Regions from separate parts of the Homo sapiens genome. Here region 2 is linked to region 1. Evidence: chromatin contacts called from ENCODE Hi-C data. All regions are on one chromosome and are shown on one strand. The core of a region is the stretch at or near the end of the contact, and the rest is flanking DNA. Distances in the headings are between cores, read along the strand shown. Region 1 holds the start of RABGGTB (Rab geranylgeranyltransferase subunit beta). Region 2 overlaps NEXN (nexilin F-actin binding protein).

What was found. Hi-C counts contacts between places; a loop is a spot of excess contacts on that map. Pooled maps may share reads with other maps.
Region 2: a loop to region 1 is called in a pooled map, with 3 times the contacts of the local background. The contact joins the enhancer-like site here to the promoter of RABGGTB in region 1. A Hi-C loop is called at or near these places in 2 of 50 pooled maps.

The regions. Positions count from the first base shown.
Region 1 is chr1:75,784,791-75,787,896 of GRCh38, reverse strand. It overlaps RABGGTB (Rab geranylgeranyltransferase subunit beta), which reads right to left and starts at 1,641. Exons shown (of 9, transcript NM_004582.4): 1 at 1,623-1,641; 2 at 293-400. The coding sequence starts at 1,625. It overlaps SNORD45C (small nucleolar RNA, C/D box 45C), which reads right to left and starts at 825; the gene lies at 748-825. SNORD45A (small nucleolar RNA, C/D box 45A) reads right to left here and starts at 8; the gene lies at 1-8. RefSeq lists a silencer at 1,550-1,609 and enhancers at 1,670-1,899, 2,840-3,059.
Region 2 is chr1:77,925,460-77,928,565 of GRCh38, reverse strand. It overlaps NEXN (nexilin F-actin binding protein), which reads right to left. Exons shown (of 13, transcript NM_144573.4): 7 at 1,955-2,152; 8 at 1,674-1,850. Among named protein-coding and RNA genes, the nearest start is that of NEXN-AS1, 37 kb to the right of the region's middle. Within about 2 kb of position 1,810, at least 3 of the 41 ENCODE cell types and tissues checked have a DNase peak (open chromatin) inside an H3K27ac peak, as active enhancers do.

The DNA of each region.
Region 1 (3,106 bases), core at 392-2,891:
CATTGACCTTGAAAGTATTACCCCTAACTACAAAAAGAGAAACCCGTTTTGTACCTCAAACCCTCATCTACTTTGTCTGGCAAGCCCTCTCAGTATAGGTAAAAACTGAGATTCTAATAAGCCCACAGCCTCAGACGTCCAAAGCACACTTAACTGAAGTTCAAAGGCACAGCACATCCTCAGTTCTCTGCATGGAGTTGGATGCCATTTTAAGACATAAATACTGTCTCACTGCTTATGACTGTCACACTTCTTTAAAATAAACTTTCCAACATAAAAAAATTATACATACATAATCATCTTTCTTTGAGCCATAGGATGCGATATAATCTGCATGTTTCTCCAATAACAAAGTGTCCGGTGCATCTGACTTGATAATAACATCCTTCTGTGGAGTGCCCTTTCAAAATAAAGTGGTAATCTCATCAATGTTTACCTCTACAACGTTCTTCTGCCCCACAGCATAGATTCAACATACATCTCAATTTTCACTTGATTTCATCTTGTAATAGGAAAACGTTCCATTTAAAAATTGTAACTAACTAGGGAGGCTGAGGTAGAAGATCGCTTGAGCCAGGGAAATTAAGGCTGCAGTGAACTGAGGTTGTGTCACTGCACTCCATCCTGGGCGACCGGAGACCGACTCAAAAACAAAACCAAAACAACAACAACAACAACAAATTGTATCCAACAAAAAAGAACTTAAATCATTCAGGCTTCGTCTTAGTCACGATTCAGGTAATTTTCAGGTCTCAGAGTAATTCTAGAGCTAAAGTAGTAATAATCAACTTTAGATTCAGAATACATGCCAACTCATCATTGACCCAAAAAATTACCACCAGCATTTCTTGTTGTTCACTTTTCATTCAAAAAGATAAGTAAAAAATAAACACCATAGAATATCAAAGCTTATCATTTCAGGACAACTTACGGTTTACATGTGGCAGAAAGCATATTTTTAAAAAATAAAAAAATCTAACCCTTAACTTGCAAGCGAATTCTTGCTTAATCAAATGCAGGTTTCAAAGCACCTTCTAAGTACCCCAAAAGTTGTTCAAATGTATTAAATAAGCAGTTCCTTTAGCTCCATCTTCTCCACCTTTAATCCGAGTCTCTGTATTTGCAGAAGTCCCCATGTGATGCGGCTCTAGTTCTTTTCGTATCTATATCTTCCTCATTGAGAGTACACTGCAGTCACTATAACAGGTCATGAAGATTACCGGAAGTGATTAAGTACCGAATTTTCTTCTGATCCCATTAAAAATCTTAAAGCGAGACCACATCACTAACGATTTTAAAGAAATCTTTGACACCCCCTCTCCAAGAAAAAAAAAAGCCACCAATCAGCCACAGCTTTTTAGAGGGGTTCAGAAATCGGGCTGCTCAACTCTTAACAGGCCCTCCCTACAGAAGAAGGCCTGGATAAAATTAGAAGCGGCATTGCCCGCGAGGTCTGCAGAAAACGCTGAGTAATATTTCACACTCAAAAAACCTTCCAAGGCCTGTGTCCTAACCATTCTCCAGCACCAGGAAACCAATCCTAAGGTGACCAGTGTGCTTAACCCTACTCCACCCTGTCTGCTACCAACCCATCCGGACAGCAGCGCTAAACTCACACTTACCATGTCTAACAGGGAAAGGAGAGAGCAGGGTCAGTTCCTGGGTAGACTTAGGAGCCGGGCGCCTGCGCAGATGCGCCTCTCAGGCCCCCATCGCGCTCCGATATAGCTGACCACACTTTCGCCTGCAAGGCAGAGCAGTTCCACGGCTGCCGTAGGACCCCACTGATCGCTCATAGGTGTCCTCACTGCCTGCGTCCAAAGTCCTGCGACCATATGCTTGTCCCATAGTCACTCCGATTTGTCTAGAAACAGTTTTAAATAATATTTAAATATCTGAGTTGCTTTTAAGAAATCATTTGTTCTAGCTGGACGCGGTGGCTTACGCCTGTAATCCCAGCACTTTGGGAAGCCGGACAGCAGGATTGCTTGATCCTAGGAGTGTAACCACCCAATATTGTGGTTCACTTTGCCTGCTGCTGACCGATAGCCCATTTATCAAGACAGGGGACTTGCAATGGAGTCTCCCCAAGCAGTATTCAGAGTTTTTAAAGATAATTCGGCGATTAGGGGCTTGGGAAGTAGGGAGTGCTGATGGGTCAGGTTGGAGATGGACTCATAGTGGGTAGACGTGAGTTTTTCTTGCTGTTTTCTGTTCCTGGGTAGGATGGCAGAACTGGTTGAGCCAAATTACCAATCTGGGTGGTTTCAACTGATCCATGGAGAGCAGGGTCTGCAAAATATCTCAAGAACTTATCTTAGGTTTTACAATAGTGATGTTATCCCCAGGAGCAATTTGGGGAGGTTCAGAAACTTGGAGCCAGAGGCTGCATGACCTCTAAACTGTAATTTCTAATCTTGTAGCTAATCTGTTGGTTCTGCAAAGGCAGACTGGTCCCCAGGCAAAAAAGCGGTCTTTTTGGGAAAGGGATATTATCAATTTTGTTTCAGAGTCAAACCATAAACTGAATTCCTCCCTAAATTGGTTCAGCCTAGGCTCAGGAATGAAGAAGGACAGCTTAAAAGTTAGAAGCGGCCGGTGGCTCACGCCTGTAATCCCAGCACTTTGGGAGGCCAAGGCGGGCGGATCACGAGGTCAGGGGATCGAGACCATCCTGGCTAAAACCCCGTCTCTACTACAAATACAAAAAATTAGCCGGGCGTGGGGGTGGGCGCCTGTAGTCCCATCTACTCCTGAGGTTGAGGCAGGAGAATGGCTTAAACCCGGGAGGCGGAGCTTGCAGTGAGCAGAGATCACGCCACTGCACTCCACCCTGGGCGACAGAGCGAGACTAGTCTCAAAAACAAAAGTTAGAAGCAAGATGGAATCCGTTAGGTCTGATTTCTTTCACTGCCATAATTTCCTCAGTTATAATTTTGCAAAGGCGGTTCCAGGAGATCCAGACCAGCCTGGGCAATGTTGCAAGACCCCCGTCTCTACAAATAATAAAAATATGAGCCAGACGTGGTTGCCCAAGCCTGTGGTTTCAGCTACTGGGGAAGCTGAGGTGAGAGAATTACTTGAGCTGTGGGGCAGGGGGTGGAGG
Region 2 (3,106 bases), core at 561-3,060, 2.1 Mb before region 1:
TTTACTATAATATCAATTGAAATGTATTATTTATTTAACAATACTATTTCTTTATTAAGTTGACCACCAGAAATATCTAAAATGTGCAGATATTATGCAGCTATACCCGAGTAATAACATTTTCAAATAAATGTCTAGAAAATTAAATTTTTATATATATAATTCTTAGAACATCATTCAAGAAAGCTGATCAAGAAAGTTCTGTAACTTTAAAATTACAAATATTCCATTTTTAGATCCTTTTTTTTTTTTTTTGAGACAGGGTCTCACTCTGTCACCCAGGCTGGAGTCCAGTGGCTCATTCATAGTTCGCCGTAGCCTTGATTTCCCGGGCTCAAGCAATCCTCTCGCCTCAGCACCCGGGGAGCTTGGACTACAGGTCTGTGCCACCACACCTGGCTAATTTTTGTATTTGTTTTTGTAGAGACATGGTTTCCACATGTTGCTCAGGCTGGTCTCAAACTCCTGGGCTCAAGGGATCTGCCTGCCTCAGCCTTCCAAAGTGCTGAGATTACAGGCATGGCCACCATGCCTGGCGCATTTTTAAATCTTAAAACGAGGTTTGGAATCAGTGTTTTCTTATTTCAGTTTTACTTTCTGTTGATAAATCTATTAATACCATAGTAATAATTAACATTTTCAAAGAACTTAGTATATGTAACAAACACCATTTTAAGTGCTTCCTAGATATTAACTTGTTTAACCATTTAAGAAATAGGCATTGAAAAAAAATCCAAGTCATTGTGGAAGTTAAAAAAAAAAAGAAGTAGGCGCTTTCATTTTTACCATTTTAAAAATGAAGAAACTAAGAGAGATTTAATTAATTAACACAGCGAGAGATTAAAACAGTTGTCCATGGTTACACAGTTAGTAAATGGCTGATATCTGAATCTAGACAATCTGGCCCCACAATCCATGCTCTTAACCACACTACACACACACACACACACACACACACACACAGACACACACACACAGAGGCATGCACACAAATATGCACACACATACACTTAATAGGACAAACTGCATATTCCACCGTAAACTGTTATTTTGATATGTTCAAACAGTTGAAAAACTGGACTGCTGAGGACAAGTTTACACTTATAATCAGTCCCGCACCCATGTCATTAAGTACTTTGCAGATTGAACTAACAGATGAAGGAAACCAGGTTCATTGAGTAATTATTTTGCATATTTATACATTAATAACAATGTATAAAAATAAAAATTTAAAGCATATTGGGTAAAATGCCCCAGAGTGAAAACTGGAAAACAGTATGGATTTTTTTTTTTGAGACAGTCTCATTCTGTTACCCAGGCTGGAGTGCAATGGCGTGATCTCAGCTCACTGCAACCTCCATCGCCTAAGTTCAAGTGATTCTCGTGCCTTAGCCTCCCAAGCAGCTGGGATTACAGGGATTTCACAGTGTTGGCCAGGCTGGTTTCAAACTCCTGACCTCAGGTGATCTACCCACCTTGGCCTCCCAAAGTGCTGGGATTACAGCATGAGCCACCGTGCCTAGCCTAGATGTATTTTATATATGAAATATGAATACAATTAGAAAATCAGCCCTTCTATATGTAAAATCTCTTTGAATTTGTAGTAGTAAACCTTATCTTAAGTCGGCTAACTTCATTAATATTAATTGTAAGGTTTAAATATGTAGATTTACCATTTGCCGCCTTGCTTCTTCAAAAGCACGCTTCTCTTCTTCTAAACGTTTTCTTGCTTCCTCTTCAGCTTGCTTCTTTCGGTTTTCTTGTCTTTGTCGCTCCAGTTCTTCAAAAGTTAGTTTCAATTTTCCGGGAGAAAGTGATTCTTTTTTTGCTTCACTTTCTATTTCATCATCCTAAGAAAACGTTATGAAAACCCACCTTTTAGTCATAAAGGAAAATGCTGCTAACTTAAACTGCCTTGATTTGTTTCTTAGAAAACAAACAAACAAAAATTTACCATAACTAATGAAAGACACTTTGCTTCCTTGAGAGATGGTCGTTGTTCTTCATATCTTATTCTTTTATCTTCCTCGTACTTGATCCTTTCTTTCTCTTCACGTTCTTTTTCTAGATCCTCAAAATTCTTTTTCATTTTTCCAGATGTTTTATATGATTTGACAGGTACCACAGTTATAAGTAGTGAATCATCTCCTTCCTATTTTATAAAATAGATAATTAGCCTATTTCTTCTTAATCAAAATTGGGTTTCATGGGACTTTACCTCCATCATAGGTGAATTTCATTACACTGTCATCAATGTTATTATGAAGAACATTTTTTTACAGATTATTATTAAATATCTCCTACTCTAAATTCTTTGTGCATTATGAGTTAATCTTGCTGAAATCCATTGCTGACGAGGTTCAAGAAGCATTCTATTTCCTAGAAGATGGAGTTAATACAGCTGTTTGGATAACGAAACTGCAGTGACATTGCCTGAATTAAGCTATTTGTGCACTAATCCACAAAATGTGCATGTGAATATACTCTAAATCAATTTGATGGTGGATAGATTCAGTTTAAACAAAAAAAAGTTTCCTCATATGATTTTTCTCTCTATGCAAGCTTTTAAATACTTAATGAAACCAGTATTTAGTGAGAAAAAAACACAGTATTTCCAAGTGATTTATTAAACATTTATATATATTATAGATAAACTCTCTGGTATTTGATTGTATTAAAATATTTTAAAATTATTATTTAATTCATTTTAATTATATAATCTGTTGTTGCCTCTGACTTTTTTAAAAACTAAGAAGAGTGGTGAAATGAAACACATGGCCCTGAGATAAAATTGCTCCCAATTTATGGGCTGTAGTTTTGGGCACACCATCAAATTGAAAGATTTTTAACTTATTCTGTTAGATAAAAGGGATGACTAAAATTTTTGTGGTTGTTGAACATTTCTTCTTGGTAACAGATACTGCACTCTGTACTATTATATAAAAACCAAAACATAAACTCTCAGGAACTCTGAGGAAAGAAGACAAATGATGAAAATAAAATTGCCTTTTTATAAATGTTAGCGTTCAACAATCTCAGCTGTTAGTAACAGTTCAAAAAATACGTTGTCTTGGCAGAGTATCTCAAACTGAGACTAATAAGGCTT